2 separate regions of the Homo sapiens genome follow, and region 2 is linked to region 1. The links are chromatin loops, found by intact Hi-C in ENCODE. Cell type or tissue: psoas muscle. All regions are shown on one strand. Links, peaks and the distances in the headings refer to the core of each region. The heading gives the core; the rest is flanking DNA.

Region 1 (16,452 bases), core at 3,158-11,157:
AGAGTGAATTTAATGATTTTTATAAAATTAAAATTTTTTTAGCTGTGTTGTCCATTGAAGTGACAGAACAAAAAGTTTATAAATAAACCTACAAAAGGTGAGGATTTGGATTAAGTTGCCTTAACAGCAGGATGAGCTTTGACTAGGGAGGATAACAGGTTCAGGGAGAGAATTGCTTAGTCTTGATTAAAAATATATTAATAGTGATATGGATTTAATCTAGAGACAATACAAAATATATTTTAGGAAGAAAGGTGTTTTGAATTTGGTTTAAGACAGGATGTTTGTGTGTATATTAAGGTTTGAAACAGTGTGTTTACTATGCAGCCCTCTTAAATGAAAGATGCTGTATATAGATGCTAGGCTTGATGTGGTGAGGTTTGATCTCAGGATGTAGCAGCAGAGGACAAAGCCCTAAGCCACTCACTAATATGCTCTAGTTATAGTGGATTTGACACTCTTTGGAACATGAGAGAAGTGAATTTTACATTATGGTACCATATTCATACATGTGTCTACATAGCCTAAAAAGAGTTTTGCAAAACAACACTTATACACTTACTATGTATGATATACTTAGTTTGTTTTGCAGAGGTTATTTATGTTTTTGGAAAGGGAGATGGTACTGTTAGCTTAACATCAGCATGTACATATATGTATTTTCTTAAGTTATTTGTTTTTGTCTAACAAAATGAATCTATATTTTGTGCAGGTGTTATAAGGATTTTATAAGTATTAACCATGTAAGGTAAATACTGATCCCCATTTTATAATGAGGAAATTGAGATATCAAGAGGTTAAGTCACTTTCCTGGAATCATACAGCCAGTAAATAGTAGAGCCACAATTTGAACTCAGCCAGTTTGATTCTCACTAATGATGTTTTATATATTCTTGCAATAATGTGTGACAATCTTACTGTGTTATAATCAGCATCAAAATGTTTACAACTCTTGGTGAGTTTTGGCGTCTTCAGTCTGTGGCCATCAGCATAGCAAATGTAACTGCTTTGCAGGAGGGTAGATCCAGTGCTGTTGGTGATATTAGCATCTTACCTAACCTGGGGCTCTACCTCCCTGTTTGCTTATTAGGTTAATTTGTTTTTAATGGAAAAGCAATAACGTGCCATTTGTATTAATAAAAGAAGTCACCTAATAAAAAGATACATAAAATAACTAGTGAAAAATCTCTCTTCACCCTTAGTCCTAATCTTGTTTTCCTTCCCAGAAGAAACTAGTATTAAGTATTAATATTTTGTGTGTAATTTTTTTAGAAAAATGTCTGAACAAATGAACATACATATATACAAAACTGCATACAGAGGTTGCTTTTAAGACACAAATGAAGTTATGCTAAATCTTTTTTGTGTCTCATTTGTTTCCACTTTATTATAAATATTTGTGTGTATGTTGATTCTACATCATTTATATTTTACATCATGAGCAGCCCATTATTTATTTTACAGTTCCTGACATGGCTGTTACCAGCATTTTGCTATGATGTACAATATTGCAGTGAACATCCTTGTTTGGAAGGCAGTAGATCTACCTAGTAGTAGCGGTGGTTAAGAGCTCAGGTACTGAAGTTGAAATGCCTGGGTTGAATCTTGGCTCCGCTGCTTATTATCTCTGTGACTTTGGGCAAGTTACTCAACCTTTCTGTTCCTTGGTTTCCTCATCTGCAAAATGGGGATGAAAATAATAGAACCTAAGTTATAGGATTGCTGTGAGAATTAAATGAGTTGATGTTTCTAAAGCTTTTAGAACTATGTCTGGCTCATAGCTAATATTTACGGAGCACTATAATTTTGTCATTATGTGTGTGTGTGTGTAGTGTATCTTTGTACACTTATGTGATTATATCTGTAGGGTTATTAAAAACAGAATTACTGAGCTTACTAAAAATATAAATACAAATATTCTTTTAAAAGGCTGTGTTACGTGGACATAAAGATGGACAAGTCTGTGTTACGTGGACATAAAGAGGGACTACTAGATGGGGGAAGGAAGGAAGCAGGCAAGGGTTGAAAAACTAACTATTGGGTGCTGTGCCCACTGCCTGGGTGATAGGATCAATCATACCTCAAATCTCAGCCTCACCTATGTAACAAGCAATATACTCATGTAACAAACCTGCACATGTACCCCCTGAATCTAAAATAAAAGTTGCGGGGGGTAAGAGGAGCTGTATTAATTTCTACTACTACTAATAGTGTATTTCCCAAACCATTATCAACAGAAGTCCTTTTTTTTTTTTTGGCCAGTCTTTAGGGTGGAAATGACATTTTACTATTTTAATTTGTATTTCCTTGACTACTAGTGGTGAAGTGGTTTATTTGTAAATTTTATTTATTTTCAATTAGAGTTTTCTTTGATTTACTTATTAATATATCCTTTTGCCCAGTGGGAATTTTTTAAGTATTATGGTCACTACATTAGAATCATTGACATTTTCTCCCAGTCTAGTGTTGTCTTTTAACAATGTGATATCTTGTGCGCTATAGAAATTTTAAATGTTTTTAATAAAATATGTCAATATTACAAATTAATAATATTAGTTTTGGGGGCTTTTCTTGCCTTCTGCTTAGGAAAGCTTTATTCTCTTCACTCCTGTCACTCCTAAAATTAGTATATACTCTCTTTACATTTTCTTTTCTTTTTTGTTTTTTTTTTGAGACTGAGTCTTGCCTCGTCACCCAGGCTGGAGTGCCGTGGTGTGATCTTGACTCACTGCAACCTCCACCTCCCAGGTTCAAGCAATTCTTCTGCCTCAGCTTCCCAAGTAGCTGGGACTACAGACACGCACCACCACGCCCAGCTAATTTTTGTATTTTTAGTAAAGACAGGCTTTCACCATGTTGCCCAGGATGGTCTCCATCTCTTGACCTCGGGATCTGCCTGCCTCGGCCTCCCAAAGTGCTGGGATTTCAGGCATGAGCCACCGCCCCCGGCCTACATTTTCTTCTAGTATCTTTCATATGTTTGGCTCCTCAGTCCATCTGCAGTTTATTTTTGTATGATGTGAGGTATTCATGATTTGAAGATTCTTCCCCCACTCCCACAAATAGTGGTGTTAGCCCTTCACCATTTATTGAATGTTTTATGTTTTTCACACTTAAACTGCCACCTTTGTTAATACTAAATTACCATGTGTACAGGCTTCAGTTTTGAACTTCCTAGTGTATTCTCCTTCGTTGAACTGTTTTTATATTGTGCCAGTATCACATTGTTTTCATTAGAATCATTTTATAGATTTGATATCCGATAGGATATCCTCCTCCCCCCAAATTGGAATAGGATTTTGAATGAATTTTAGAGTTAGCTTGTTAAGCTACATGAAAACCCTGTTGGGATTTTTAACTTTTTAAAGTTAAAAAGTATTTATGACTTTTAAAATAATGTATTCTGTTTTGGCTGTTTATAAAATCACTGAAGGCACCAGATTAGAATATATTTTTTGTTTTCAGTTATGGTCTAGGTTATAAATATATATTAGTCTAAAGAAACTGACACTATTAATAGGGTTGCCAGCATTTTGATCATCTTCCCTTATTCAGTTCATATTTTCCAGAATTGCTTGGCACTCTTGAGTGGAGATGGCAGGGGTCATGGCGGGGGTGTTGGAAAGGAAATATCAATGCTGTTGATGCTGACAATTTAAAACTCTGTTGTTGCTGTCTGTTCTAAACTGGGAATATTTGTAGCTGAGAATGAAGCACTTCTATGGGAGAGCAACCCCATCAGTATTGAATGCAATATCCCTTTATGCAATGGTGCTTTGGTTTGATCTTAACAAGCGTGTTAGCATGGTGAATGTATGAGAAGAAGAAGCAAGCAGAAGTCTATGGATACAAGTTTCTAAAGAGAAGGAAACCTATTTACTTAAATGTTCCAGGAGTTAATTTAATGAAGAACAGCCGGCATAGTTTAATGCTTTTTATAATTTTGATATATTATATGAAAAAAACACTGTATTTTTTTTTCAGTCATTGGTTTTAAAAGTAGAATTTCTGGCAAATCATATTTGTGTTTAATAGACTTAAGTCACTAGAGAGAAGTTTGGTGACATGGAAAAAATGAACATGTGGAACAACAAATTTTTATAGAATCTCATCACAATATAAGAAGGTAGTCTTAGCACTTTCCTCTCTAGGGTGTAAATTGGCTTCCTCCGACTGCTAATTCCTGGAGGTTAAAGAGTAACAGTGCCGGGTGCAGTGGCTCATGCCTGTAATCCCAGCACTTTGGGAGGCCAAAGCGGGTGGTGTATATCACATGAGAGCAGGAGTTCGAGACCAGCCTGACCAACATGGAGAAACCCCATCTCTACTAAAAATACAAAATTAGCAGGCGTGATGGTGCATGCCTGTAATCCCAGCTATTCAGGAGGCTGAGGCAAGAGAATTGCTTGAACCCGGTAGGTGGAGGTTGCAGTGAGCTGAGATCGCACCATTGCACTCCAGCCTGGGCAACAAGAGTGAAACTCCGTCTAAAACAAAACAAAACAAAAAGAATAACAGTGCCTTGCTGTCTTTTATACAAGCTGCCCAGTGATTTTTTCATGCAGTGTTTGGGAAACACTATTCAATGTAACACAGATAAATGCAAAGTGCTGTGGATACTGAGAATGGAGCCATTGACTGCACTGCAACTTTGGGAATGCTTCACCATGGAAGTTGAACTGGATCTCAAAGGAGGATCTAGTTTATCTGACAGATGAAGAAGAGGAGGTGTTCTAGAGCAGTAGAGTGTACCAAAACTTTTAACAGATTCTCTTGACTTCATTATCAGTCCAAACATCTTAATTTATGGTTAGAAACTTTTCACAGTGTGCCTGTTTCACACTATGTAATTTTCCAGAATGCTTTCCTGCTTCCCCACTGTTTGCTCAGAAATGATCTCCAACATTCATACCTGTTGCATATTTAAGTCTAATAATCTTTCAAGATTTTAGAACAAAGCATACTTTTTCCAGGAACTCATCCTAAAATAATTCCTTCAAGAATTAACAACTTTATTCTGTTATTTCTATGTTGCTTATTATCAGTCTCACGTTTGCCATCTTAAATTTTCATATACACATTACTAATTTTTTCAAATGTGTTAAATTATTTGAAGTAAGACATTGTCTTTTTTCCCCTTAATATTACCAAAGCCTTTAATATCACTGAGTCCTCTTAAAGATTTTTTTTCTTTTTAAAATCTGTTGAATAAGTGATCTCTTCTATAAAATAGGTAAAACTTACCTGTTGCTAGATGATCTGGGATATATAAGTGTTCAGTTATGGTTCTTATCATATCAGAGCATCTCTGAATAATGAGAGGGTGATACCTTGCCCACAGCTGTCTTGACCACAGAATACATTTTCCCAGGACCTATTGTCCACATTCTCATTTGGTGCAGGGACAATGTAGCCATGTCACTACAGTTCTAAGACCAGAAACAGATGCTCATGGAATCTTTTTTCTGAAGTATTTGGAACTGATCTGTTGTACATTTAGTGGAAAACACTTCAAATAACTTTTAAAGATTGTCATTGAAATTGTAAATAAATAAAATGTGTTAAATGACAGTTGTTCACATTTATTAAATCTGGTTGTAGGCATGTGGATGCTTTTGTTTTTCCCTCTACTCTGTTGTATATTAAAATTGTTTTTCAAAAAAAAAATCAGAGAAACTAACATTCATATAGAACTTTCCTTTTTCCTTATATGCTATTTCCTGTATGTAAGAGGATAAGTCACACCAACCTGCCATTTTTCAACTGGAATGGCAAGATTCTGTTAGGTCAGAGATTAGGTGTACCTCATAAAGTAAGGTAGAAGGAATGAGTTGATAGTGTTTAATGTGTAACTTATTCAGCGCCAGTGATGAGAAGGGCAGGAAGCTGGAGTGTTGCTACTGATCTGTACGTGGACTTAGTGGATCCTCTGTTATTTACCTTAAAATTCCAGGTTCTATCTGCTTTGGTTGCCTTCTTTTTAAATCTTGTCATATCAAACTTAAGAAATCCATTAAAAGCTTGGCCATTTGTGAAACTAATATACAGAGGTTGCTTGTTTATTTTTGGTACACTTGGAAAAGTCTTTATCAAAGGAGTTATGTCTTAGAGTCCCCAGCTACAAGCCTGATTGCCTTCTGGGGGAGATCTGACTTTGCATAAAGGCTGAGGCCCTCTTCAGGTTAAGTGAAGGAACAACCCTGCCTGTGGTCTAACATTTGGCTTATCTCTTTGCCCATTCTTGGCAGCAAGGAGGCTGATAGTTGTTATGAAAGAGGAGTCAGTGTGGAGAGTAGGAACTTATTACTCTTTTTTGCAAAATCTTCCTTTAACTGCCCCCTAGCCATCCCACAGAGGCCCAGGGATAACGTCCTGAAAATGAATAAGATGAGATCATTGTATAGGGTAGAACATGGACTAGATGGGCTTCAGAAACTTTCAGTGGTGAATTTTAGTAGCTAGTGTTTAGTGAGCATCTTGCCCCATGCACTGTGCTTTATAGGGATTATCCTATTTAATTCTTACAACAATCCTAAGAAGTAGGTGCTCCTAATTCTCACTACAAAAGAGTCAAGTGAGGCTCAGCGAAGGGAAGCAACTTGCCTGTAATTTCATAGCTACTAAGTGATAAAGCTAGGAATTGTAACCCAGCCTGTGCCTTTAACCACTAATTGAATAATACTAGCCACTGCAACATGTAAGTGGTGAAAAGTAGTTTAAAATATGGAAGAATTATTATATCCTGCATTTATGATTTTGGCAAAAAAGTGTTACTAATTTTAGCTAATTAGTATAATTACAGGTAGATGGTTCTTATGCCTGGCATACCTGTATATGTACCTTTTAAAAAAAACAGCTTTATTGCAATGTAATTCACATACCATATAATCCATCTACTTAAAGTGTACAAATCAATGGTTTTAAGTTTATACAGAATTGTATGTCTGTCTCCATAATCAATTTTAGGACATGTTTATCACCCCAAAGGGAAATCTGTACCTGTTAGCAGTCATGACCTATTCTTCCCCACTCTTCCTAGCTCCTGGGAACTACTAATCTACTTTCTGTCTCTGTATGTTTGCCTATTCTGGACAATTCAGTTATAGTAAATGGAATCATAGAATATGTGCTGTCTTGCGACTGGCTTCTTTTACTTTGGCATCCTGTTATCAAGGTTCATCTGTGTTGTGCCATGTATCATTACTCCATTCTTTTTATTACTGAATAATATTGTATCATATGGATATACCACATTTTATTTATCCATTCTGTACACATTTTCAAAGAACACTTTTTAAAATGAGGTTTGTGTTGGTCAGTTTCTTGTCAGAAATAGAGTTGGCAACGTCTTCTCCCAGAAAATACTCAATCACCTAGAATAGCCTTCCTGGGTAAAAAAAAAAAAAGGAAATTAGCACCTCTGTTGCTTCTAAAAATAACTTAAAAAAATTTCCCCTAACATTTGACACCTTTGATGTGTCTTAGTTTTGCTATGTGATCTTGAAAATTTTTGTCTCCTTTCCATTTCAGTGAACACATAGCACATAAAAGATAGGCAGTTATATAAACAGTTAGTGTAACTGGCCTTTTTTAAAAAAGAGGGTCATTTTCAACATATTTAGAGAGTACTGATGAAAATAATTGTTTGTGTGTGTTTTAGAAATAGTAACCAAAATTCTCAATATTAGAGCAATTCTTCTTTTGGAAAATTGCCAAGGAATTGTTGTTAGAAATGCTACATTATAATATTTTGACTGGTAAAACATTTGTAAGCTGACCCATTTAACCTGTTCCCACTAAATGTGATGTTGAAAGTACTGAAGATACGAGACCAGGAAACTTATCAGCAGGATGATGCGAAGATTAAAGTTAGGAAAGAAGCTTCCCTCCTAAAAGGTGATCTTTTAGGTGACAGTTTAATGATTTATTATATTTTATGGTTTTACATGATTTCTGCATTTGCCCTATTCTACTTTATTTTGTGGCATATGCAAAATAAAAACAAGAACTTTTAGAACAAAATTCCATTGTTCTGTTGGAAAGGAGCTACTGGGAAGCCCAGCTATCTGTAATCTCCTCCCTCCCCTTTCCTACCTCAACACACACATTCGGAAATAATGTATTATTTAAAGACTTAGGTGGGAGATGATTTTTTAAACAGTGATTGATTAGTGTGTGTTCAGTCCACTGCCCACAACTTTGACATAACATTTAATCATGAAAACTGATGTTTGTCAATCAAGAGTCTGTGTGATATGGCATTAAAAAAACATCAATTTGGGAGCCTGGCTCTAGCTGTGTAACTTTAGACAAGTTTTTACATATCATTGAGCTTTATTTCTTTCACAAAAATAACAGAATTACCTCCCAAGGTTATGAGCATTAAATGCTTATGCAATGCATTTACCTATAGCATGGTACATGGAACAGTCCTCATATTAATGACCTGAGATAAATCAAGAAAAAGCTTTAATAGCTCTTGTCTTACACTGGATAATCTCTATTATCCAACTGGGTAAGTGAGGTGATGAAAGTGATTTTTGTGACTTGCATACCAGTTATACAAATTCATTCAGATCGTTTTGTTTTGTTCTGTTGTCACATTTTTCCTTTGATAATCCAGAATGGCTGTCTTGATTCTAGAATAAGCCAATAAACTTGTGACTCAGGATTTTAAAAATCTGGTGGACTTATGCCGTAAGGGAGCATTTTCCTTTAACATTTGTTTCGACATAGTTTGCCCTGGCGTTGTTCAGTTTTTTTGGAGTACCACTAATTTCTCCCATACCTATGAGCAGGTAGTATGAATTTTCCATTCTGGGAGAGACTCTATTGTAGCTAAACTGCCTGTATTCAAGGATGCCTTACCTCATTTTATTCTTTGCTGTGTACATATTGTATAAGATTCTTGTCAAAGTCCATCTTTTCATAGCAGAAATTGCCCTTTATGATTTTTTAAAATTCTTTGAGTTATATGGAATCTGCATGTTTAAAACACTTACCTGTCTGGTAGTGACTACTCTGATATTTATTAATCTACTTAGTTTGTAAGTAAAGTAAACATTTACATCTGGTTAAAATTTACTATACCCCCCCCCAAAAAAAAACTACCTGTTTGTTTACCTCATAACTGATTCTGTTTACATATACCCACACATACACAACCCACCAATACTATTAAGCTTTTAATGTGGACATTCCAATAAGAAAACAGATCATTCTCATTGACTCTTACTTTTTGAGATGTATGGCCAAATTGTAATTTATCCTGGCTACAAAAAGAAGAATCTAGGCAAAGACTAAAGAAAGCCAATTGTCATGACACAGTTACACTAGGATTAGACTTTGTTAAAAAATAACTCCACAAGGATTTGCAATGGAATTTCAAACATTATCTTGGGGAATTCTGGAGAAAAGACCATTTTACTTAGACCTTTATGTTTTTGATGGTGCTGTGCAAGAGAGAAGCCAGGATTTTTTCAGAAACACTCAAATACTGGCCAGACGCAGTGGCGCATGCCTGCAATCACAACACTCTGGGAAGCCAAGGCAGAAAGATCGCTTGAGCCCAGGAGTTTGAGACTAGCCTGGGCAACATAGGGAGACCCCGTTTCTATTAAAAAAATAGCTGGGTGTTGTGGTGCCTGCCTGTGGTCCCATCTACTCAGGAGGCTGAGTTGGGAAGATCACTTGAGCCTGGGAGGTGGGGGCTGCAGTGAGTTGTGATCTTGCCACTGCACTGTAGCCTGGGTGACAGAGTAAGACCCTGTCTCAAAAAAAAAGAAAAAGAAAACAAACTTGTTTCAGCTGTAGGTCTAATACAGTGATCATTTAGAAGATAACTATCAATCTATATATAATATACATTTTTTATCCAAGCGTTAATTGAAATGAGACTTTCATTATGACTTAGTAATAAATTCTAAGTAGTTTATCTATAGGATCCTGTACTGGTAGTGGTTAAACTTGTGGACTCTAGAGTCAGATTGCTTGGGTTCAGATTTCAGCTTTTTCTGGCTGGGTGACTAGTATGTGTCAATAATATATAGCCTAGTGTTGTGGGGATTGAGTGGATAAAGCCATATGACGTCCTTAACATAGTAGCTGCTTCCGTCATCACTACATTAGGGGTACCACTGTATTCTATTTTATAGTTTATTATATTGAAAGACTCCCAAAGACAGAGACTAGAGAACACTTTTTACACAGCGCTGTAGTGAGTTTTTTTAGTTGAAAGTACATTGACCAGACACTTGAATCCTTTTTTCCCCTTAATTAAACCACATGTTTATCTATGTGACATTTATAGCAGGTACATAATCCATAAAAATGAGGATATTAGAGAACAAACGCCATTGGGAAGTGTAAGGAGGCTAATAGAGACAAGTATGTTTTCTTGGCACGGAGGTTAACATCCAAACATACTTGGCACGAAGATTAACATCCAAAGCAGCATCTTTGCATGTTAACCTCCATGCCAAGAAAACATTACTTGCCTTAGTCTTGAATACAATGTAAAGATAACACTGCCTAACATCTTGTACAGCTCTTTGTAGTTTACAGTCTTTTCTGTATACACTTGGATTCTTACAAGTCACTGTATGATAGAGATCGTATTTTTCCCGTTTTCTATAGTATAATGTTATCTTGAATTTATTACTAAGTGACTAGGAGACCTGTATTAGAATCTTTCACCTGTGATAGATTTGTAGGGCAAGCTTACAAAGGCATCCAGAGTAATTACTGTTCAAAGTAACCTAGCTGAATTACTAAATAAGTCTAGATTCCAGTTCTGATTTAGTAACACTCTTTTAGAGTATCAACTAGAGGATAATTTGTCTTTTAGCTGTTCGTTAATTTCCTCATTAATCTTGACGACACTTGATTTGTTTGTTTATATTTTAAGGGATGATGGGATAATGCAGAACAGTATAAGGATTTGCTATATCATTTGAGCTAATGCATTGAAATATTTTAAGTTTTTGGAATGGTAATAATGTAGATTTTTTTTTCTTTGAAAATGTGCCAGTAACAATGAAAGAAACTGAGGAAATTGCCAGGGAACAATCCCCACATGCACAAAACCTGTAGGCCCAGATAGTTTCGTGAGTGAGTGATTTTCAACTTTACCAGCCCGGGCAACATAGTAAGACTCTATCTCTACAAAAAATTTAAAAATTAGCATGATGTGGCAGCCTGTACCTCTGATCTCAGCTGCTTGGGAAGCGGAAGTGGGAGGATCTCAAGCCTAGGAGGTAGAGGCTACAGTGAGCCATGATTGTGCCACTGCACTCTAGCCTGGAGTCTCACTGACAGAGACCCTGTCTTAAAAATTTAATGAACTAATTTAAACAGTTTCGGTTCAGAGAGAGTTTCCTAATTCAGTTTTACAAAACTGACATAACACTGATACCAAAACCTGGCAGAATTTGCATACACACATATAAACACTAGGCTAATCTAAAAATTTATGTGCTGTTTAATAATTAATGAACACTTATTGTCTCTTACCCTTGCCAGGCCCTGCACGTGATATGCATTTTATATTTTCATCTTTAAAAGCCTGTATGGTGTGACAACTCTTGTTATCCCCATTTTACAAGTAAGGAAAACATGTATAATGAGGAATCTCAAAGAGGTTGAAGGAATGCATGTTACCCAGAAACACACAACTGTAAAGTGCCACTTGTATTGAAATTGACTGACCTGAGAGAGCCCAAACTCTTAACCATTATGCTAGGGTATAAGAGAGAAAAAGAACCATAAAGGAAAAAGAGAATATGGAAGACTATTAAGTAAATTGTCTTTTATACTGATTATATCTAGGATTAGTGCGATTTTTTACTTTTTCCCAAATACATTTATGTATAACATTTTTAAGAACTAGACTCATGTACTACACCTGTAGTCAGTAAAACTATGATGTTCTTATAATTTAGACCAATGTGTTGAGCAGTGGGTACTACAACTACATAAACTTTTCTGCCTGGTTGCTAAAACTGCTTTTTATTTTATAATAAGGAATAGGTCCCTGGGCGCAATGGCTCATGTCTGTAATCCCAGCACTTTGGGAGGCTGAGGCAGATGGACTGCTTAAGCCCAGGAGTTTGAGACCAGCCTGGGCAACATGACAAAACCCCATCTCTACAAAAAACACAAAAATTAGCTGGGTGTGGTGGCACATGCCTGTTCTCCCAGCTATTCATGTCGCTGAGGTGGAAAGATTGCTTGAGCCCCAGAGGTCAAGGCTGCAATGAGCTGTGATTGTGCCACTGTACTACAGCCTGGGCAACGGAGCAAGACCCTGTCTAAAAAAAAAAAAAAAAAGAATATAGAAAGTGTTTACAGGGAGCTTGAGTTAATCAACAGAAATATTTGGAGCTGTTTTAGTGGCATATTTTTTTAAAGTATGTGGAGAATTTGGCTATGAAGAATTCTTCACAGAAAACTTTGTACTGGGCTTTGGAAATCTATTGTACAATCCTAGCTTGCTTTGTGTAATACATCAATTCCTGAAATCATTTAAAATACACTTTGGAATTTAGAAATAGTAGAAACCATTGAGGAGGGGCACTATATGGAAAGGAAGCAATGATGTTTCATACTCTTGGAATATAAATATGTTCTGTATTATTTATTCCCAAAGATAATTATTAAAAATGTGCCATGGGGATTTGTTGAAAGGATTTCAACTTTTCACTTTGTTCACCAGTCACCCTAATTTTTTGTGTGTGTTTATCCATGTAGATGTACTGTGTGTAGCGATTTCCTTTAATTTTATCATGGTTTATATGAGGTAATGAAGGAATACCATCATAGTATTTTGAAGATGTTTTGAAGTTTTGTTTCTCCCATCAGATGGACCTCTGCTTTTTAAACTTCTTATTGAAGTGTAGCATTAATATAAAAATGTATGTCGGTAATAAGCATGCAGTTTATGAATTTTCACAAAGTGAACACACATATGTATCAACATTTGCTTTTAGTTGAAGCTAAATGTTGTTGCTAAGTGTGGATGGTTAAGGTTTGTTCACCTATGTTTTGAAAAGACTATTCTCATTAAAAATAAAACAAAATCAAATCCCAACAAAGCTTAAAGGTTAAAGAAAGCAAAAGAAATAATAAATAAAGCAAAAAATAATTAATAAACAAAAAGGACAAGGCATGGTGGCTCACACCTATAATCCCAGCACTTTGGGAGGCCGAGGCAGGAGAGGATTGCTTGAGCCTAGGAGTTTGCGACCAGCCTGGGCAACATAGAGAGACCTCATCTCTACAAAAAAAAAAAAATTAGCCAGACATGGTGGCATACGCCTATAGTCCCAGCTACTTGGGAGACTGAGGCAGGAGGATTGCATGAGCCCAGGAGTTCACAGATGCAGTGAGCTGTGATCACGCCACTGCACTCCAGCGAGGCGACAGAGCAAGACCCTGTCTCAAAAAAATAAAAACAAAACCATGCCTGTCCATGTGAGATTGTAGTAAGTCAGTTTTTGAGAGTGTTTATTTCTATCCGTATCAAATATTGAAGGGCTTTAATCATCAAAACATTTTATTTATTGCTTACTATATGCCATGCATTATCACAAATGATTTATTTACACATTATTCTTACAACAATTCCAGAAGATACTATTATTCTTATTTTGAATAGATGTAGGAACTAAAGCTTAGAGAGGCTGGATAACTTGCATGAGTTCAAATACCCAGGCCATGGTGGAGTCCTACCTTAAATAAGAACCTGAGTTTTTACTGTTACACCCTGTTCACCATGTGTGTATGTAGTGCATTTGCTGCATGGTAAGGTACTGTCAGATCGTGTTGTAATAGAGTAAGGTGCTGGGTTTTTGTTTTTTAAATCAAATGTAAAAGGAAGTGATTTCAAGAATAATTCAGAAGTCCTCAAAGCAGTGTCTTCATAGGATAAGGCTTTGGGGCCTCAGTCTGATTTGAAGGCTGGGCACAGGGATTTGTCTCAAAGATGTGTTTTCATAGCAAGTGCAGTGTTTAATTTGTGTGCTTATTGGACAGGCTTTGGAGTCAGGGGAGCTGTTGAAGACTGTGGGAGGAGTAAGGCACCAGACCCCTCTTGGTGTTTTCTTGCCTTGATGCAAAGATGTTGCGTGAACTACTCGAAGGTGTGCTCATTTTGCACCTGTCTTTAAAAAGTAGTGTCTGCTTTGGAAAAATGCTAGAGACTAAATTTAACTTGCTTTTTGTTTTGGGAAAATATTTTGTAGGTATTTCATTTTAAGCTATTTTAGAGAGGATTTTGATGGGATGTTTCACAATCACCATATACCAGATTGAGTTCTGCTATTAGAGAAACTTGGTAAACAAGTTATATGAAAGTTCTTGTGCTTTTTGATACCCAAAAACTTGATGAACAAAATTATTAATGAAGTTGGAATAATGATTCATGGTTTCTGAAATATCCACATAGGACCTTGGATTGTGGTATGTGGAACAAGCAAGCCTAGTTAGGGGAGTCACATAATGTCCTGCTTACATTGGTCGCTTTCCTTCTCTTTTTAACTTGATGGTATTGCCACATACGTGATCAACCACAAGTGGAAACTATATCGTGGACAATGTTGAAATTTGGGGAACTGTGACTCTCTTCTGCTAAAACTTGGTTTGAATTTTATTATTGCTCCAAAAATGTTTGCTGAAATTTTGCTTTCAACATATATCCTAAATTTATCTATAATTAATAGAAAGGGGAAATCTCTTTGGAGCTGTTAAGACCTTCAAGAAAGTTATGAAACAATTGAAAATTACTTTATCACTGCAGTAATTTGCTTCTAGATATTGAAGCTTTGGAAACCCTGATCTTTGATAGATTTTAGTTCCAGGAGATCTTCCCTCTCTTGTTCCCATGGTTTGTGGTTTATTTTGGTTCTGTTCAAAAACCAAAGGGGAAAATAATCTGCAAGTGACAAATAGCAAAAGATCTAATAATATAAAAATGTAATTGTTTGAATTACTAATATCCCAGATCTTAGCAAGAATAATTAGAGCTGACTCAACTTAGGGAATGCAGTTTTGAATGTTGTCATTCTTCAGAGCGGTGGTCCTGAAGCCTGGATGCAAATTGGACCCACCTGGGGAGCTTTAATATTAGGCTCTGGTCACACCCCCAGATAGTCTGATTTATTTTATCCCATGTGGGGTCAAATATTGATATTCTTAAATGTTTCCCACTGTACAGCGAAAATTGATAAGCACCAGTAGAATTTAATTAGATTTCATGATGCAAATAAAAGAAAAGATGCTTAATCTAATTATTTAAATGATGAGAGTTTTTAGAAGTGTTTGGAAGGTTTGGAAGGTCATTTTTTAAAGTAGCAGCCAGTCAAATGGAATGTAATGTTTTTGTTAAGGCATCAAAGAAGCATTGAAACCTTCATTTCTTTTTTTTTTTCTTTGAGATGAAATCTTGCTCTATCACCCAGGTTGGAGTGCAGTGGCATAATCTGGGCTCATTGCAGCCTCTGCCTACCAGATTCAAGCTTCTCATGCCTCAGGCTCCTGAGTAGCTAGGATTACAGGTGCACACCACCACACCCAGCTAATTTTTTTATTTTTTAGTAGAGATGAGGTTTCTTCATGTTGGCCAGGCTGGTCTCGAACTCCTGACCTCAGGTGATCCACCCGCTTCGGCCTCCCAAAGTGCTGGGGTTACAGGTGTGAGCCACTGCACCCGGCCAACACCTTCATTTCTTAAAAGTAGGTAACATCTTATTGCTTACTATTAGGAGTGTGGCTATTTTATGAATATCTGCTATCTTCCTGAAGCCCATCTTTTAAATAAATCTTGGGAAAGGGTCTGTTTGAAATGGTGTGGAAAAAATTGAGGTGGGTAAGATTTGATGATCTTCAGCAAAGAAACCTGAAGAGTAATATCCAATCTCAATTTAGAAACAATGAAAAGACTAGTTTATACAAGTTATTTCGGGCAGAGGGAACAAATTGTTAAATGACAGACTTAAAACCAAATTAAATTAAGTCCTATTATTGGTTGAATTGTGCCTGCGTGCACACCCACACACCAATTCATATATTGAAGTTCTAACCTCTAGTACCTCAGAGTGTAACCTTATTTGGTTGTTGGAAATAGGGTCATGGCAGATGTAATTAGTAAAGAAGTTACACTACAGGAGAGGGGAGCCCTTACTCCACTACCTGGTGTCCTTATAAAAAGGGGAAATTTGGGCTGGGTGCGGTGGCTCACACCTGTAATCCCAACACTATGGGAGGCCGAGTTGGGTGGATCGCTTGAGCTCAGGAGTTCGAGACCAGCCTGGGGAACATGGAGAAACCCCATCTGTGCAAAAGATCCAAAAATTAGCCAGGCGTAATGGTGCATGCCTGTAGTCGCAGCTACTTGAGAGGCTGAGGTGAGAGGATCGCTTGAGCCCGGGAGGCAGAGGTTATGGTGAGCTGAGATTG
Region 2 (16,452 bases), core at 4,632-12,631, 250 kb before region 1:
CCTTTCTGGCACTTAGCAGGGCAAAGTGGCCAGTTTCTGGTCAGCATCTCCCTCTACAGGGAATTAAGTCTCACCTTCCTTCCAGCTGCTAAGTCATTTACCATTCTTCCATCCACTTTCTGTCTTTAATAGATCATGTTTGGGGATTATATATATCACCTAGTTTTATTTCAGATGGAGTTTGTGTTTCTGTTCTTTGTTCTTGTTGTAGTGTGATTTAAAAAAAGCGGGGTGGGGGCCAGGTGCAGTGGCTCACGCCTGTAATCCCAGCACTTTGGGAGGCTGATGCAGGCAGATCACCTGAGGGTCAGGAGTTTGAGACTAGCCTGGCCAAAATGGTGAAACCCTGTCTCTACTAAAAATACAAAAAAATTAGCTGGGTGTAGTAGTGTATGCCTGTAGTCCCAGCTACTGGGGAGGCTGAGGCAGGAGAATCAGTTGAACCCAGGAAGCAGAGGTTGCAGTGAGCCGAGATCATGCCATTGCACTTCAGCCTGGGCAACAAGAGCAAAACTCAGTCTCAAAAAAAAAAAAAGGGAAACCATCTTGAAGTCAGACATGATTATGATTGCTTGTATTGTTTGTTGTATGAAAAGTTAAAACAACCTAAATATCCAAAATAGGATAATTTCATACTTTCTCTTGTTTCCTTTATTGATTTTTATTCCATAGGAAACTGTTAAAAAAAAAAAAAAAAAGGCCCGGTGCAGTGGCTCACGCCTGTAATCCCAGCACTTTGGGAGGCCAAGGCAGACAGATCACCTGAGGTCGGGAGTTCAAGACCAGCCTGACCAACATGGAGAAACCCCAGCTCTACTAAAAATACAAAATTAGCTGGGCCTGGTGGCGCATGCATGTAATCCCAGCTCCTCGGGAGGCTGAGGCAGGAGAATTGCTTGAACCTGGGAGGCAGAGGTTGCAGTGAACTGAGATCACGCCATTGCACTCCAGCCTGGGCAACAAGAGTGAAACTCCGTCTCAAAAAAAAAAAAGAAAAGAATATATGCATGAGCAAAAGAACATAAAACATCCGTAATAATAACCCAGTAACCATTGTTGGCATATATCTTTGGTATACATCCTTTCAAATTCTTTTCTGTACATATAAAAATATGCCATTTTTTCCCCAAAAATGAAGTTATACTTTTTTTTTTTTCTTAGATGGAGTCTAGCTCTGTCACTCAGGCTGGCATGCAGTGGCCAGTGAACCTTGGTTCACTGCAACCTCTGCCTCCAGTGTTCAAGCTATTCTCCTGCATCAGCCTCCCAGGTAGCTGGGACTATGGGTGTGCACCACCACACCTGGCTAATTTTTGTATTTTTAGTAGAGACGTAGTTTCACCATGTTGGCCAGGCTGGTCTCGAACTCCTGACCTAGAGTGATCTGCCCACCTCGGCCTCCCAAAGTGCTGGGATTACAGGCATGAGCCACCATGCCCGTCCTGAGGTTATACTTTTTGTAACTTGCCATAATTTATTTCAACAGTCCATAAATTGTTGAATACTTAATGTGTTTCACCTAAACCCTGTATTGTTGGATATCATTCTATATTATACACAGTCCAGAACAGTAATAATTAGCTTAAGATGAATTAAAAATTAAAATGGGTAAAAAATTGGGTAAAAGGTGATCAAAACTCTGACAAACCAGAATACTTTAAAACTTACAAGTTGTAAAACCACCCTATGTAGCCATAAATTGCTGACTTTACAAAAAGTGACTTACAGAGAGTAGAACTGTGGTTATTAGAGACTAGGAAGGGTAAGGGGGAGAGGAGGATAGAGAGAGGTTGGGTAAAGGATACAGAATTACAGCTGGATAGGAGGAATTAGTCCTGGTGTTCTGTAGCACTATAGCATGAATATGGTTAATATAGATTTATTTATTGCATATTTTCAGAAAGCTAGAAGAGAAGATTTTGAATGTTCACAACACAAATAAATGATAAATAAATTTTGAGGTGATGGATGTGCTAATTACCCTGATTTGATCATTCCACATTGTATCGAAATACCACTCTATATCCCATAAATATGTACAATTATTACATGTCAACTAACAATAAAGGGAAAAGAAAGTGACTTATCATTGTGCTGCCAGACTTACCTTGGGCCAATTATTTTTTAGCCACTTAGATCTGAGTCTTTGGTTTCAAAGAGGCCTGAAGGCCTACCCTCAAACCTTCCCTTTAGGCAAGCAAGGCATGTCAAGACCTAACCCTTATGAAGCCATGCAGTTATGACCAAGTGATTTCTTCAGCCTACTTCTTCCATATTTTGAGGATTGCCATGGTTTCAGCATCTGCTTCAAGGAAAACTCAGCCTTTCTTCCATTTCTCCCATTCTTTCTTCCATACTAAGACCTTAGACTAGGAACCGTCCCTGCTAGAATTCAAAGTGAGAACTATATAGCTCATTCTTCTATTTTCTCCATGTCATGGAAGAATCGTATTTTTTTTCTAACCACTGCTTCTAGATAATTTCATTTTCCACCATTGGAAGAGTTATTCATAGGGGTATGGTTAAATGTTTATACAGGGGAATATTACCTTTCTTGGGAAAATTTATCCCAAGATAAGGATGAAGACAAATGAATATTTTGTGCATTAAAGTGGGCTTTTTTTAGTTTATTACCAGTTGGTGAGTAAAAGATGGCCTCTGTAATTCTTTGTTTTTCTTTCTTTCTTTCTTTTGAGACTGGGTCTTGCTCTGTTGTCCAGGCTAGAGTGCAGTGGCATGATCATAGCTCACTGACTGTAACCTCGAACTCTTGGCTCAAGTCATCCTCCTACCTCAGCCCCCTGAGTAGCTGGGACTATAGGTGCAGCTACCACGCTGGCTAGTTTTTGTATTTTTAGTAGAGACGAAATCTTGCTGTGTTGTCCAGGCTGGTCTCAGAACTTCTGGCCTCAAATAATCCACCCGCCTTTGCCTCCCAAAGTGCTGGGGTTGCCGGTGTGAGCCATCGTGCCCAGCCCCCTTCTATTATTCAGTACACCTTCCCTCCCTCTACATCTTCTATTCTTAAGGGAGTACTCATTATTAAATACTCCTCTATAGAAAGTACATTATAATAAAATACATAATAAAGTGATTCCCTTAGGAATTACTGAGCTGGAAAGTAATAGTTTTGATCTAAAAGTTCTAACCTGAGTGAGTAGATAGGAATAATACAGGTGCTTAGGCAAAAATCAGTACAGATCAGCTGACAAGAAGAGGAATGTGGAGGAGAGCTCATGAAAGCCTGGCCGTCTTAAAATGGAAATGTTCATATTCTTTTGGGTAGTACAAAAAGGATACGAGAGTCAAGAAAACTCCAGACAAATACCTGGAAGATGGGGGCCAGCCAGTGCCCCCAGTCCAACCAGATGGCTGCAGTAAAGCAGTCAGGAAGTGATTAAACTAGTAGAGGTGAAACCTCAGTGCCCTACTAAAAGTATTAGCAGGTAGTGACTGTAGCTTATTTAGACAGGGAGAAAACATAGTTCAGAGAATAGAACTTTATAGAAATTCTTTACATCTCCAGCAAAATATTTACCACTGTATCGGTGCAGATAGGCTAAGCTAATGGGGCTTTTGGTTTTTAGTTTCTGTGATTCAGAAAGAAAATCCCTTTCTCCTCTAATGTACTGAGGAGCAGGATTTGACACGGACCTCAGAGTGGTAGCTGCAAAGTTAAGAACAACACAGCCTCAAGAAGTGATCGTTTCAGAGCTGGATTTGGACCAGGAACTGGACTACACAGTGGGCCAAACCCACCCAAATGCAGAAGCTGGCTAGCCAAAACTTGTGTGAGGTTAGATGTATTGATTAGCTGGACCCCAGCTAACTTAGACTACGCAGAACAACTTAGAAATTTAGAACTCAGAAAACTCAGAAACATTCACTATAAATTCTTCTTTTTAAAGACTCTGAGTAGCGTCTTTTCATTGGCTTTTTTCTATAAAGTTTTTTTTTTTTTGGTTTTTGTTGTTGTGTTTGTTTTTGTTTTTAACGGAGTCTCGCTCTGTCACCAGGCATAATCTCGGCTGACTGCAACCTCCGCCTCCCAGGTTCAAGCGATTCTCCTGCCTCAGCCTCCCAAGTAGCTGGGACTACAGGCACATGCCACCACGCCTGGCTAATTTTTTGTATTTTTAGAGATGGGGTTTCACTGTGTTATCCAGTATGGTCGTGATCTCCTGACCTTGTGATCCACCCGCCTTGCCTTCCCAAAATCCTCGGATTACAGGTGTGAGCCACTGCGCCCAGCCATTATAAAGGTATTTTTAAAACCTCAGCTCTGTGTATATTTGTGACTGAAAGGGGAAAAGGCAAGTTCTTCTTGAGTTGGACAGAGAATGGAGCAGCGCAGTATAGGGAGTAGCAGTAGTTTGCTGTTTGTTGAGCTGCAGAAATGCCCGGATGAGCTAGGAGGAAGAGGCCAAGCTCGGGGACTGAAAGGACAGGTAATCATCTGTGGATGCTGCTGCTTTCTGGGTGCTCATACGGAGTTCTCATTTACATATCAGAATCTAAAGAGCCAACTACAGCTATAATCATAACCCAGCTAGTTTCTGAAGTGTGCTAAACCTAAAATGTTTGTATCTTTTGTGATCTTTTCCTGATTAACCTGTCTCATTTAACTGTTCCTTGGTTCTATCTTAATTTGGTGGAAGCTACAGTTTACCTTCTGATCCCTGTTATTTTTCAGGGCTAGTAGTAGAATGCCAACAAGAAAGATCACAGATAAAAAATAAAGAAATAGCCTTTCGTGTGTTGAGAGCTAGACTCTACCAGCAGATTATTGAGAAAGACAAGCGTCAGCAACAAAGTGCTAGAAAACTGCAGGTAAGATTTACTTGGTATAATAATTTAGTGACTGTTTAAAGAAAAGTCATTTTCTGTAGAGAATGCAGTGTTTGTTCTTGCTTAAATGGGAATGTTTTAGAGCATAGAGAAATGTGCTCCTTTGTAAATAAGCAGTAACTCAGTACAAATGAACTGATGGGTTATGGCTAAACTTGGGCATACCAGTTTGCAAGTTAGTAAATGTAAGATGTATAAACTAAAAATTATTTCCTAGTTGTTTCCCTCTTGTGTTTATATCATTACTGTCTTAAGAAGAAAACGGTTTAAAAGACAAATAATTCTTTGAGAATTAAGAACGTTTTTTATTTCTAAAAATTAAAACCTATGCTTGTACTATAACTCTATGTGAGATCAAATACAAATGGCACTGCAAAAAACTGGGAACAGTGAATACTACTGATGGAGACTAGGGACAAGGGGTAGAAAGGAAATTTATTTTTCATTATGTACCATTTGGTACTTTTTGAATTTTGTACAATATATATGATATAGTGTTACTTTTTCAAATAGATAAATAGATGAATTCTAAGCAAAATGAATAAATGTCATTATTTTAAGTAAACCTAATATATAATTTAAATTCTTTTTTTTTTTTTTTTTTTAATGACAGAGTCTCGCTCTGTCACCAGGCTGGAGTGCAGTGGCGTAATCTTGGCTCACTGCAGCCTCTACCTCCCTGGTTCAAGCGATTCTCCTGCCTCAGCCTCCTGAGTAGCTGGGATTACAGGCACGTGCCACTACACCTGGCTATGCTACAGTAATTTAAATTTGGAAGATTTTGTGGCCTTTTAGGATAATGAATTGTCTAAACCTAAGCATTAGTTATACTTTTCATCTAGATGTATCCTAGCTTTTTCACACTTTCACGTTTCTAGCTTTCTTTACCTACACGCTAACTTGCAGGTAATAAAAGTGACAGGATAAATAATATTAACACTATTAGTGGTAATCCCAGATTGTAGTGCATCATCAGTGTATACACTTGCAGATAGGAATGCTCATTTACAAACCATAACTTATTTTTGCTTTTAACAAGCAAACAATATACCCTGGGTACACACCATCACTTCTTGGCAAATAAGTGATAACCACAGACACTATGAACTCTGCCACATTTGAATTTTAAAAAGACATTTGGATTTACTTGCCGTTTAACATTTTGGCACCAGGCGTTGCACAAAGTTTTTTTTTTTTTTTTTTTGAGACAGATTCTCTCTGTCACCCAGGCTAGAGTGCAGTGGCACGATCTTGGCTCACTGCAACCTCTGCCTCCCGGGTTCAAGCGATTCTTGTGCCTCAGCTTCCCGAGTGGCTGGGATTACAGACATGCACCACCATGCCTGGCTCATTTTTGTATTTTTTACAGAGATGGGTTTTTGTCATGTTGGCCAGGCTGGTGTCGAACTCCTGGCCTCATGTGATCTGCCCGCCTGAGCCTCCTAAAGTGCTGGGATTACAGGTGTGAGCCACTGCACCCAGCCCACAAAGTAATTTTTAAAATAGGTATTCAAGATTGGCTTTATGCAAATTGTTCATGTGTCTTCTTCAGTAGTCTGATTGACAAGCCAAAAAAGACGTCACTGCCTCTTGAATAACTTATCCACCTACCTGAAATGTTTTAATAGGGATTTCTAAGGCTTAGAAGTTTTTTTCTTCAACCAAGATATACACTTGGCTTTTATACAGAAGGCATTATGCCACATTCCCAATCCTGGTTCCACTGATCACCTAACAAGCTTTCGTAGATGCCCAGGCCCCACCCCAGAGATTCTGATGTAACTGATCTGGAGTGAGGTCCTGGCCATTAATATGGTGCTTTGGGACAGTGGTTTCCAAACTTGGCTGATTGTCAGAAGAGATGATCTGGGATGTTCTCAAAATACATAATTCTGATCCATTATATCTGAGGTTGGGCTTAGGAATCCATAATTTAAAAAAATTCTTCTAATGGTCAGGAGTTTAGTTTCATATCACTTGCCTTAGGGTTTAAGACAATAAGTTATAGAAATATCTTATTTTAAAAAGTGACAGCAATTGACACAGGGTGCTGTGTATATCGGGTGTTGGGGAGGTGGAGGAGATGAGCAGACTAAGAAGAATGCAAATAACTGTAGCATGAGACAAACTGTGGTGTGCCATGAAGAACATTCCAAGTACAGTGGATTTCAGGGAAGAAGAGAATGTATTTCAATTGCTGGGGCCAGAAAGGCAGAAATGGTAGGAGAGTATTAGAGAAGGGCATCCCTTGAGATGATGTTTTATAGCAGAGATAACCGACACACACATAATAATGACATAGTATTATTAGTGGCATTATGGAGATTAACGTAATTTTCAGAAATAACACTGGGAAGATTGGCCACGTTACAAAGTACCTTGAATGCTGAGTTGAGTTGTGTCTGCTCAGTAGACAAGAAGGAACCAAAGAAAATTTATCAGAAAACTGTACTGTAGGAAGAGTAAGCAGGGCAGCACAATGTGAGCAAAAAAATTGGAGATTAATCAGGAGATTTTTGCAGAATTGTAGGTGAAAGTAATGAGTCCATGAGTGAGAGGAGAAATGGAAAGGGCAGGATATAATAAGAGACCCATGAAACCAATTGGAAATGGGCAGTTGGAGAATGGGATGAACTGAAGATGGTCTCTCCCGCCGTGTGCATCTTTGTCAAAGCCTGGCATAGTAAACTCAGACCCACAAAATGTTTGATAAATTGCAGAATGTCAGAATTTTCTACTTGGATAAAAGAGAATACATGGTACTGTCATTTATAGAAACCAGGAGGGGGAACTGATTGGAGTGGAAAGATGATTAATTTGATTTTAAGGATTTGGAGTTTGAAATATCAAAGAAACATTCCTTCTTATTCTATAACCGAGCTCTACAAACCTGTAGTATTAAACATTAAGTTCTGCCCATTCTTTTTCTTTGTCATTTTGTATATATGTCTTTTAGAAAGTATCTAAATTGTTGAAATGGTCATTTGCCAAGTGCTTTTTCCATTGTAATGAAGACATTTATAAAGGTAAAATATAAATTGCTTTTTGTTATGGCACAGGTGGGAACAAGAGCCCAGTCAGAGCGAATTCGGACATATAATTTCACCCAGGATAGAGTCAGTGACCACAGGATAGCATATGAAGTTCGTGATATTAAGGTAATACTACTGAGTATGCTTTGCCTACCTTTGATTTCAGAAGAAAATATAGTCAAATTCTAGAACATATATGTAGATATTACCAAGTATATCTAAAATATTACCAAGTAATTTAAATCATTAAGCCACCCTAAAATTTACAAACACTTTTATTAGTTTGCTGGTTAAAAAAATAATGATCTTTATGCCATTTTGAAACAATGGTCTTTTCTAAATTCCAAATTCTTCGTTATGCAATCACAATGCATGAACGTATATTCAGTCTGCATATATACATGGGTATTGGTTTTCTATTGACAGGTAACAAATTACCACGAATATAGCAACTTAAAGCAGTACCCATGATTAAAGTATTATCTCATGATTTCTGTAGGTCAGAAATCTAGGGACAACTGAGCTTAGTTATCTTCTCAGGATCTCACAAGGCTGAAATCAAGGCATGGCCAGGCTCCATACTCTTCTGGAGCTTGGGGTCCTCTTCCAAGTTTATGTGGTTGCCAGCAGAATGCCATTGCCTTCGATTGTAGGACTGAAGCCCCCATTCCCTTGCTGACAGTCAGCTGGAGGCTGCTTTTCAGCGCGTAAATACTGTTGGAAGTTGTTTCCCAGTGGCTACCTCCAGAGACTCTCTCCCACTTTGAATCTCTTCTTGCAGGAATGACTCGGGCCTTTTTAAGGGCTCACCTGTTTAGGTCAAGCTCACCTGGATAATGTTCCTTTTGATTAACTCAAAGTCAGCTGCTTAGTCACCTAGGCACTAGAATGATACTCCATCATTTTCACAGGTCCTGTCTGCACTGAGAGGGAGTTATTCACAGTGTGTACACCAGGGGGCATCTTAGAATTCTCCCTACCACAATGTGTCTTCATTAGATTGAGGTGTTACAGTTAGGCTGTTGGGGAAAAGACTCGGTCAAGATTGTTTGAACATTAACCTATCTAAATCGCATCCAGCAAAGACCACTGACATAAATATATAAATATATTAATGATGAAGCACAGAAAAATGTCTTTTTTGTTGCCACTGAAGGAGAAAGTGAACTGGTCCCATAAAGGACTATGTGGAAAAGGCAGCAGACAGAAATCTTTGATGTTTTTCCTTGGTGCCATGTGATACCTAAGGCTTCTTTCACTTGACTCTGTCCCATCCTATTCTCAAAATTAAAGTCCTAGTTTTACAAGGGAAATATACCTTGTAAAAAAGTCCTAGTTATACAAGGTTAATATGTTTGTCAATTTCTGTATGTCTTATGCCACATCCTCTGTCTCCTCAGCAGGATAAGGCTATCTTGCTTAGGAACATAGCCATGTTGAAAAGGAGGAAAATATTTGCTAATTTCCCTTTCCTCCGGAAACACACAGTATTAACGAAACGTGTTTGGCCATATTGTTCTAATTACACTATGTTCTTTCAGTTGTTTTTCTAGTAGTGACAATTTTTTCGGAGACAGCCACATTCTTATGACCAGTAATATCTTTTAGATGGGACCATAGGTGCATAGTATAGTATTCGGTTGTGAAACAAAGGGAAGGTAACTAACTGGCTTCTGTAGTTATAAAATATCTGACTTTGGCCTAAATAATAATATATCACTAACCAAACTAGCATGCCAGACTCAGAAGTAATAAGGAAAATAACACTGGTAAGCTCTAATAATCACTAACTAGTCTACTGGAAGAAGACATTCCATAGTAGTGAAAGGAACAAAGTTTGAAAACAGCATGAAAAAAGGTAGCTGTAGTAAAACATTAAAATCTGTGTGAAGGACAGTAAAGAGACTAGTAAGAGTGAATAATTGGCTGGGCACGGTGGCTCACGCCTGTAATCCCCGCACTTTGGGAGGCCGAGGTGGGCAGATCACGAGGTCAGGAATCGAGACCATCCTGGCTAACACGGTGAAACCCCATCTCTACTAAAAATACAAAAAAAAATTAGCCGGGCATGGTGGTGGGCACCTGTAGTCCCAGCTACTGGGGAGGTTGAGGCAGGAGAATGGCATGAACCCGGGAGGTGGAACTTGTAGTGAGCCAAGATCGCACCACCGCACTCCAGCCTGGGCGACAGAGCAAGACTCTGTCTCAGAAAAAAAAAAAAAAAAGAGTGAATAACTTAGGAACCAAATCATAGATGAAGCTGGAAAAGTGATAAGGATCTTAACCCCAGGGCAACAGCTGTTGGACAAATGGAAGGGGTAGATAGGAAAGAATGTGAGCGTTTTTGGAACTTTTTGCCTAGCTTTCCTCCCTTATTCTAGAACTTGCCCTTCGTACCACATCCACAGTTTCTGACAGAGCTGCTGCATTCTTACATGATCGTGATCCTGACCCAGGACAAAAGTGGATTTGTTTGGAGTGGACACCCAAATAAGTCCTAGCCAGTGAGTTTCTTCCCAGGATTTTAAGATCAGAGATGGAGAGGATTATTCTCTCTCTTGGTGGCTGAAACTGCAATATATAAAGCATGTAAGAGGTTAGAGGCCACATTTTCAGCCACCAAGAGAAAGCATCTTCAGTGAGAAGAGAATGAAATTGATACACAGAGAAAAGCAAAAATGAGAAATAGACAGAAAGAACCCTGATGATATGAGTCCCTACATTTATTTATTCCCAAGGCTCAGTCTCATTCCACGGGTGGTAGTCGTGACCCTGCACATTCCACATTCCTATCCTTGGATTCTGTGAGATCACCTGGTATTCTCATTATGACTTCTTCTGTTAGGTAACTTTCTTACTTTTATTTATCGAGCTAATAAGCACAGACTACCATATAATGTATTGTTTCACATTTTTATTGTTTCTCAATGTCCTTGTGCAGATTTCTTGACATCAGCCTTATCTCCTGCTCTATATTCCAGTTACACTGGAAATTTCCCCTGGCCTTAGAGATTTAAATGTACTTTGTTTTCCTGTTTTTTTTTTTTTTTTTTTTTTCCGAGACAGATTCTCACTCTGTTGCCCAGACTGGAGTGCAGTGGTGGAATCTCTGCAGCCTCTGCTTCCTGGGTTCAAGTGATTCTCCTGCCTCAGCCTCCTGAGTAGCTGGGATTACAGGTGTGTACCACCATGCCTGGCTAATTTTTCTGTGTTTTTAATAGAGAAGGAGTTTCACCATGTTGGCCAGGCTAGTCTCGAACTCCTGGCCTCAAGTGATCCACCCACCTTGGCCTCCCAAAGTGCTGGGTTTATAGCCTGAGCCACCGCGCCCCCAGCAGTTTTCCTGTCCTAATACTCATTCTTTTTTTTTTTTTTTTTTTTTTGAGACAGAGGTTTGCTCTTGTTGCCCAGGCTGGAGTGCAATGGTGTGATCTCAGCTCGCTACAACCTCCACCTGCTGGGTTCAAGCGATTCTCCTGCCTCAGCCTCTGGAATAGCTGGGATTACAGGCATGCACCACCATGCCCAGCTAATTTTGTATTTTTAGTAGAAACGGGGTTTCCCCATGTTGGTCAGGCTGTTCTTGAATTCCCGACCTCAAGTGATCTGCCTGTCTTGGCCTCCCAAAGTGCTGAGATTAGAGGCGTGAGCCACCACACCCAGCCTCTAATACTCCTTCTTTTGATGGAAATGCCCAGCTCATTTCTATTCGGGAAAATACTATTCTCTTTGTAAAACCAAATTCAAAACTTTCTGGCTTCCTGAATCTTTCCCTGATGCCACCTTTCTTCAAAATTCATGGTTCCTTACAATCCTTCCTTTCTTCTCCTTCATTTTTTAATTTATTATATTGTTTTGTGATGCTTATGTATTTGTCTAGCTGTTCTACTTAGACTGTTAGCCTCTGAAAGTTAGGAACTATGACTCATTCATCTTTGACCTTTGTATCTCCTGCACTCTGGTTAATCCAGTTGAATCTAATGTGTTTGACTCCCAGTAGAGGGATAATCCTTTTACATCAATTCCAAAGATGATTACCTTGGCAATACTATAATAATTTGAGTACCAGGTACATTTTTTTTTTTTTTTTTGAGACAGAGTCTTGCTCTGTTGCCCAGGCTGGAGTGCAGCGGCGCAATCTCGGCTCACTGCAACCTCTGCCTCCCGGGTTCAAGCAATTCTCCAGCCTCAGCCTCCTGAGTAGCTGGGACTACAGGCACACACCACCACGCCTGGCTAATTTTTGTATTTTTAGTAGAGACGGGGTTTCACCATGTTGGCCAGGCTGGTCTCAATCTCCTGACCTCAGGTGATCTGCCCGCGTCAGCCTTGCGAAATGCTGGGATTACAGGCATGAGCCACTGCTCCTGGCCTAGTCACACTGATTTTAAAAGCAATTTCATATTTTGCTCAAAGTGATATAAACCTTAATTTTAAAGTTATATCATAGTGTTTTTGCTTTCTGTTTAATTTCAGAGTTTGAGGTTTTACTATATGCTGGTACTTTGGGGAATACAGAAATAGTAAGATATATCCTTTACCTTAATTTGAGAGATGTGTGTGTACACTTCCTAAAGTTCAACTTTAAGACCATTCAAGAAAGACTTAACTATAAGATTAGTTCATAACTATATCAAAACTAAATGTTTTGTGTTCCAGATGCCAACATTAAAGTATTTTCATTAAGCCAGTGTCTAAATTTCAAGCATTTCTAAAATGGCAATGTACAAATTCATTAATCCCAACAACTTTACTACACAGAATTTCTGTTATACAGGAAAAGTTCTTGAAGTCATTAATTTAGTCATTTTTCAGAGAACTGTAGACGAGACTTCAGGGAAGTCAACTCAAAACAGTTTTCACCCAGTGGAGTTATTTAGTGGTAAACATGAAAATTTTTTTTCTCAACTTTTTATTTCAAACTTTTTCAAGTTTACATAATGTTTAAAGATTGGGTCAGCTGGGCACAGTGGCTCACACCTGTAATCCCAGCACTTTGAGAGGCAGAGGTGGGAGGATCGCTTGAGCTCAGGAGACCATCCTGGGCAGCATGGCAAAATCCTATCTCTACAAAAAAAAAAAAAAAAAAAAAAAAAAAAATTAGCTGGGTGTGTAGCATGTGCCTGTAGTCCCAGCTACTCGGGAAGCTAAGGTGGGAGGATTGCTTGAGCCCAGGAGGCAGAGGTTGCAGTGAGCCGAGATCACACCACTATACTCCAGCCTGGGCGACAGAGCAAGAGCCAGTCTCAAAAAAAAAGATTAGTCAATCAGCACAATATAGACTATACCTAGATTCAACAGTTGTTAATATTTTACTGTATTTTCCTTCTCTTTCCCCCCACCATTTCCTCTGTCTCTCTATAAACCTGTGTTGCTCTTGAACCATTTGAAAGCAAATTGCAGACCTCAAAGACACTTCACCCCTAAATATTTCAACAAAAATATTTTTCAGTTACACAGGACTTCTAGATCATCATGTTTTCGGTTTAAAAATAAAAAACTATCATAAACCACTTACAGATGAAATAATCTAAACTTTGAGGATTAGCAGAAGGGTGAGCTTGAATGGTCGGGGGAGGCTTCCTCTCAGTCAGATCCAGAGGAGTTGGCAAGGAGCAGTATGTGCATTAATGCACAAAATGCTTGTGGAACAAATTGCTTGTGGAATTGAGACCTTTCAGTCTTTTTCCTCTGGGAAATAACATAATGTGAGTGAAAAGGGTAGAATTTTCAGGACAAGAATAAAAGCATTTTTTTTTTAGGGTACAATAAGAGAAAATCCAGCAAACCCGTTCTCCTAAAGATGGTTTGAGAGCCTAGAATGGTGTTGTCATAAAAGCCAATCAGTGGAATTTTAAAGGGAGGGAGGTGGTCAGTTTCAAAAGTCCATCTAGATCTCTTTGTTTTGTTGTCTCTGGAGTTGTTAGGAAAATCCAAATCTCAGAAGATTTATTTTAAAATAAAATGCTAACTGAATTCTTCTACAGAGTGGGGATCTTCCCAAGTTAGCGATTGTGTTCATTGTATTACAGAACATTAGTAATCCTTTATTGTTATTAAATAATGACTGCAAAGAAATTAAATAAATAAACACTAAAGTCTTTGCTTATATTTCTAATCATTAGGTTTCATAATAGCTCTCTCTTTTACCAGGAATTTTTATGTGGTGGGAAGGGCCTGGATCAGCTAATTCAGAGACTGCTTCAATCAGCAGATGAAGAAGCCATTGCTGAACTTTTGGATGAACACCTTAAATCAGCAAAATAAATACTAACTTATTATTATTTATGATTATATAAATGAAATGGACCTATATCAAGAGGCAGACTGAAGCTTGGAAATCATTATGAATATTTGTAAATTACAGCTTTAAGAACACATTACACATAAATATATGTTTTGTAATTAATCGAAGTCACATTTCCTGACCTAAGAATTTATTTTAGGTTTCCTGTAAAGTACAATCCAACTCATCAAGTAGAAAATAAGCATGCATCATTGAAAAGAGAAAGTATTGAGAATTGATTGTGTCATTTAGGACAAGTCACTTGTTCTCTTTATATGCCTTTTTTCCCCAGCCATCTATGAATTAATTTAAATATATTTTTAATCTACTACTTCAGGAAAATATGGTAAAATTTAGTAAAATATGAATTTTAGACTTCCTTATAAACCTTTTATTTAAATACAAAGTACCTTGGCCTATAGTGGATGCTTATGCCTGTAATCCCAGTGCTTTGAAGGGCCAAAGGGGGAAGATCTCTTGAGGTAAGAATTTGAGACCAGCCTGGGCAAAATAGACCCCATGTCTACAAAAAAACTCAAAACATAAAGAAAAACCATAATACTGTTAATCATGTTAAAGTTAAGACTTAGACTGCAACTTTTAAATAAAAATTATGAAGAATATGAGTCATTCAATAACAATGAGCATCTGGGTACAGACAGTAAAGCCCTTTGATTGCTGTATGAATTCCACACTATATAAACAATAAGCTGATATTTTAAATAGACTCTTTGTTTGACTTCTATTTCTTTTTTTTTTTTTTTTTTTTTTACTCCTGGCAAGCTGGAGTAAAAAAGTTATTGTTTGCTGGCTTAACTTAATGAGCATCAATAGATGTGTAATATGAGTAATACACTGAGATCAGTTTTGTGCAGCATTATATAAAACCCAGTCCTTACCTTAAAGAGCTTGCAGTTGACTGAAGGATTTAAACATGTAAATCACCAAGTAATACAGAGTGGCATGATGTATTTAGTAATTGTTCCGAAGACGTTTCAAGTTAAAAAGAGAGGAATGGCTGGGCACAATGGCTCATGCCTGTAATCCCAGCACTTTGGGAGGCCGAGGCGGGCAGATCACTGAGGTCAGGAGTTCAAGACCAGCCTGGTCAACATGGTGAAGCCCCATCTCTACGAAAATACAAAAACTAGCCGGGCATGATGGTGGATGCCTGCAATCCCAGCTACTCAGGAGGCTGAAGCAGGAGAATCGCTTGAACCCAGGAGGCGGAGGTTACAGTGAGCTGAAATCGCGCCACTGCCCTCCAGCCTGGGTGACAGACCAAGACTCCATCTCAAAAAATTAAAAAAAAAAAAAAAAAAAGAAAGGATTATTATTTTAGTTACTCCTCAGAGAAGAGTTTATGTGCCAAGAAAGACTAGTTAAGAGTTTTAAGGCCAATGGAATTGTTTGTATGTAAACATTAAAGAGGAATGTTTTCCCTAATTTTTATTTTGAAAATATTCAAGCATAATGAAAAAGTCTAAAATAAATTATTTATTTATTTATTTTTGAGATAGAGTCTCGCTCTGTCACCCAGGCTGGAGGGCAGTGGCGTGATCTCGGCTCACTGCAACCTCTGCCTCCTGGGTTTAAGAAATTCTCTGCCTCAGCCTCCCAAATAGCTGGGATTACAGGTGTGTGCCACCACGCCCAGTTAATTTTCTTGTATTTTTAGTAGAGATGAGGTTTCACCATCTTGGCCAGGCTGGTCTTGAACTCTTGACCTCATGATCCACCCACCTCAGCCTCCCAAAGTGCTGGGATTACAGGTGTGAGCCACTGCGCCCAGCCAAATTATTTTTTTAGAGACAAGGTGTCACTCTTGCCCAGGCTGGAGTGCAGTGGCATGATCATAGCTCACTGTAACCTTGAACTCCTGAGCTCAAGCAATCCTCCCACCTTAGCCTCCCAAGTAGCTGGGACTACAGGCATGCATCACCATACCCAGATAATTTTTTTATTGTTGTAGAGATGGGGTCTTGCTATGTTACGCAGGCTGGTCTTGAACTCCTGGCCTTAAGTGATCATCCTGCCTCAGCCTTTCAAAGTGCTGGGATTACACATGTGAGCCTTTGTGCCCAGCCACAATAATTTTTAAGAAATAGTTCAATCAGGAGAGGTCTGAGCAAGATGGCTGAATGTAGAAACCTTTACCAATTGTCCCCCAATGCAGCAACACTGATTTAACAACTATTTACACATACAAAAAGCACCTTCATGAGAACCAAAAATCAGGTTAGCAATCACAGTACCTGATTTTAACTTCATATCACTGCAAGAAGG

What was found. Peaks named below come from ENCODE experiments on the same cell type or tissue, not always from the same donor. Only the 100,000 strongest peaks of a DNase experiment are listed, where the experiment ranks them.
Region 2: it touches region 1 in a loop (2.7-fold over the local background); 2 of 110 quality-filtered maps call a loop at or near these places.

What each region holds. Positions count from the first base shown.
Region 1 is chr13:40,964,597-40,981,048 of GRCh38, reverse strand. All of the region lies in intron 2 of ELF1 (E74 like ETS transcription factor 1), which reads left to right. Among named protein-coding and RNA genes, the nearest start is that of ELF1, 46 kb to the left of the region's middle. RefSeq lists a silencer at 2,733-2,924 and an enhancer at 5,924-6,073. In psoas muscle, for the core only: a CTCF peak has its summit at 6,204; no DNase peak of the experiment used is centred there; H3K4me3 peaks cover 819 bases; H3K27ac peaks cover 623 bases.
Region 2 is chr13:41,214,810-41,231,261 of GRCh38, reverse strand. It overlaps MTRF1 (mitochondrial translation release factor 1), which reads left to right. Exons shown (of 10, transcript NM_004294.4): 8 at 4,694-4,830; 9 at 7,908-8,006; 10 at 14,034-14,893. The coding sequence ends at 14,147. All of the region lies in intron 3 of KBTBD6-DT (KBTBD6 divergent transcript), which reads right to left. Among named protein-coding and RNA genes, the nearest start is that of KBTBD7, 28 kb to the right of the region's middle. RefSeq lists a silencer at 8,863-8,912. In psoas muscle, for the core only: a CTCF peak has its summit at 8,832 (motif pointing right); no DNase peak of the experiment used is centred there.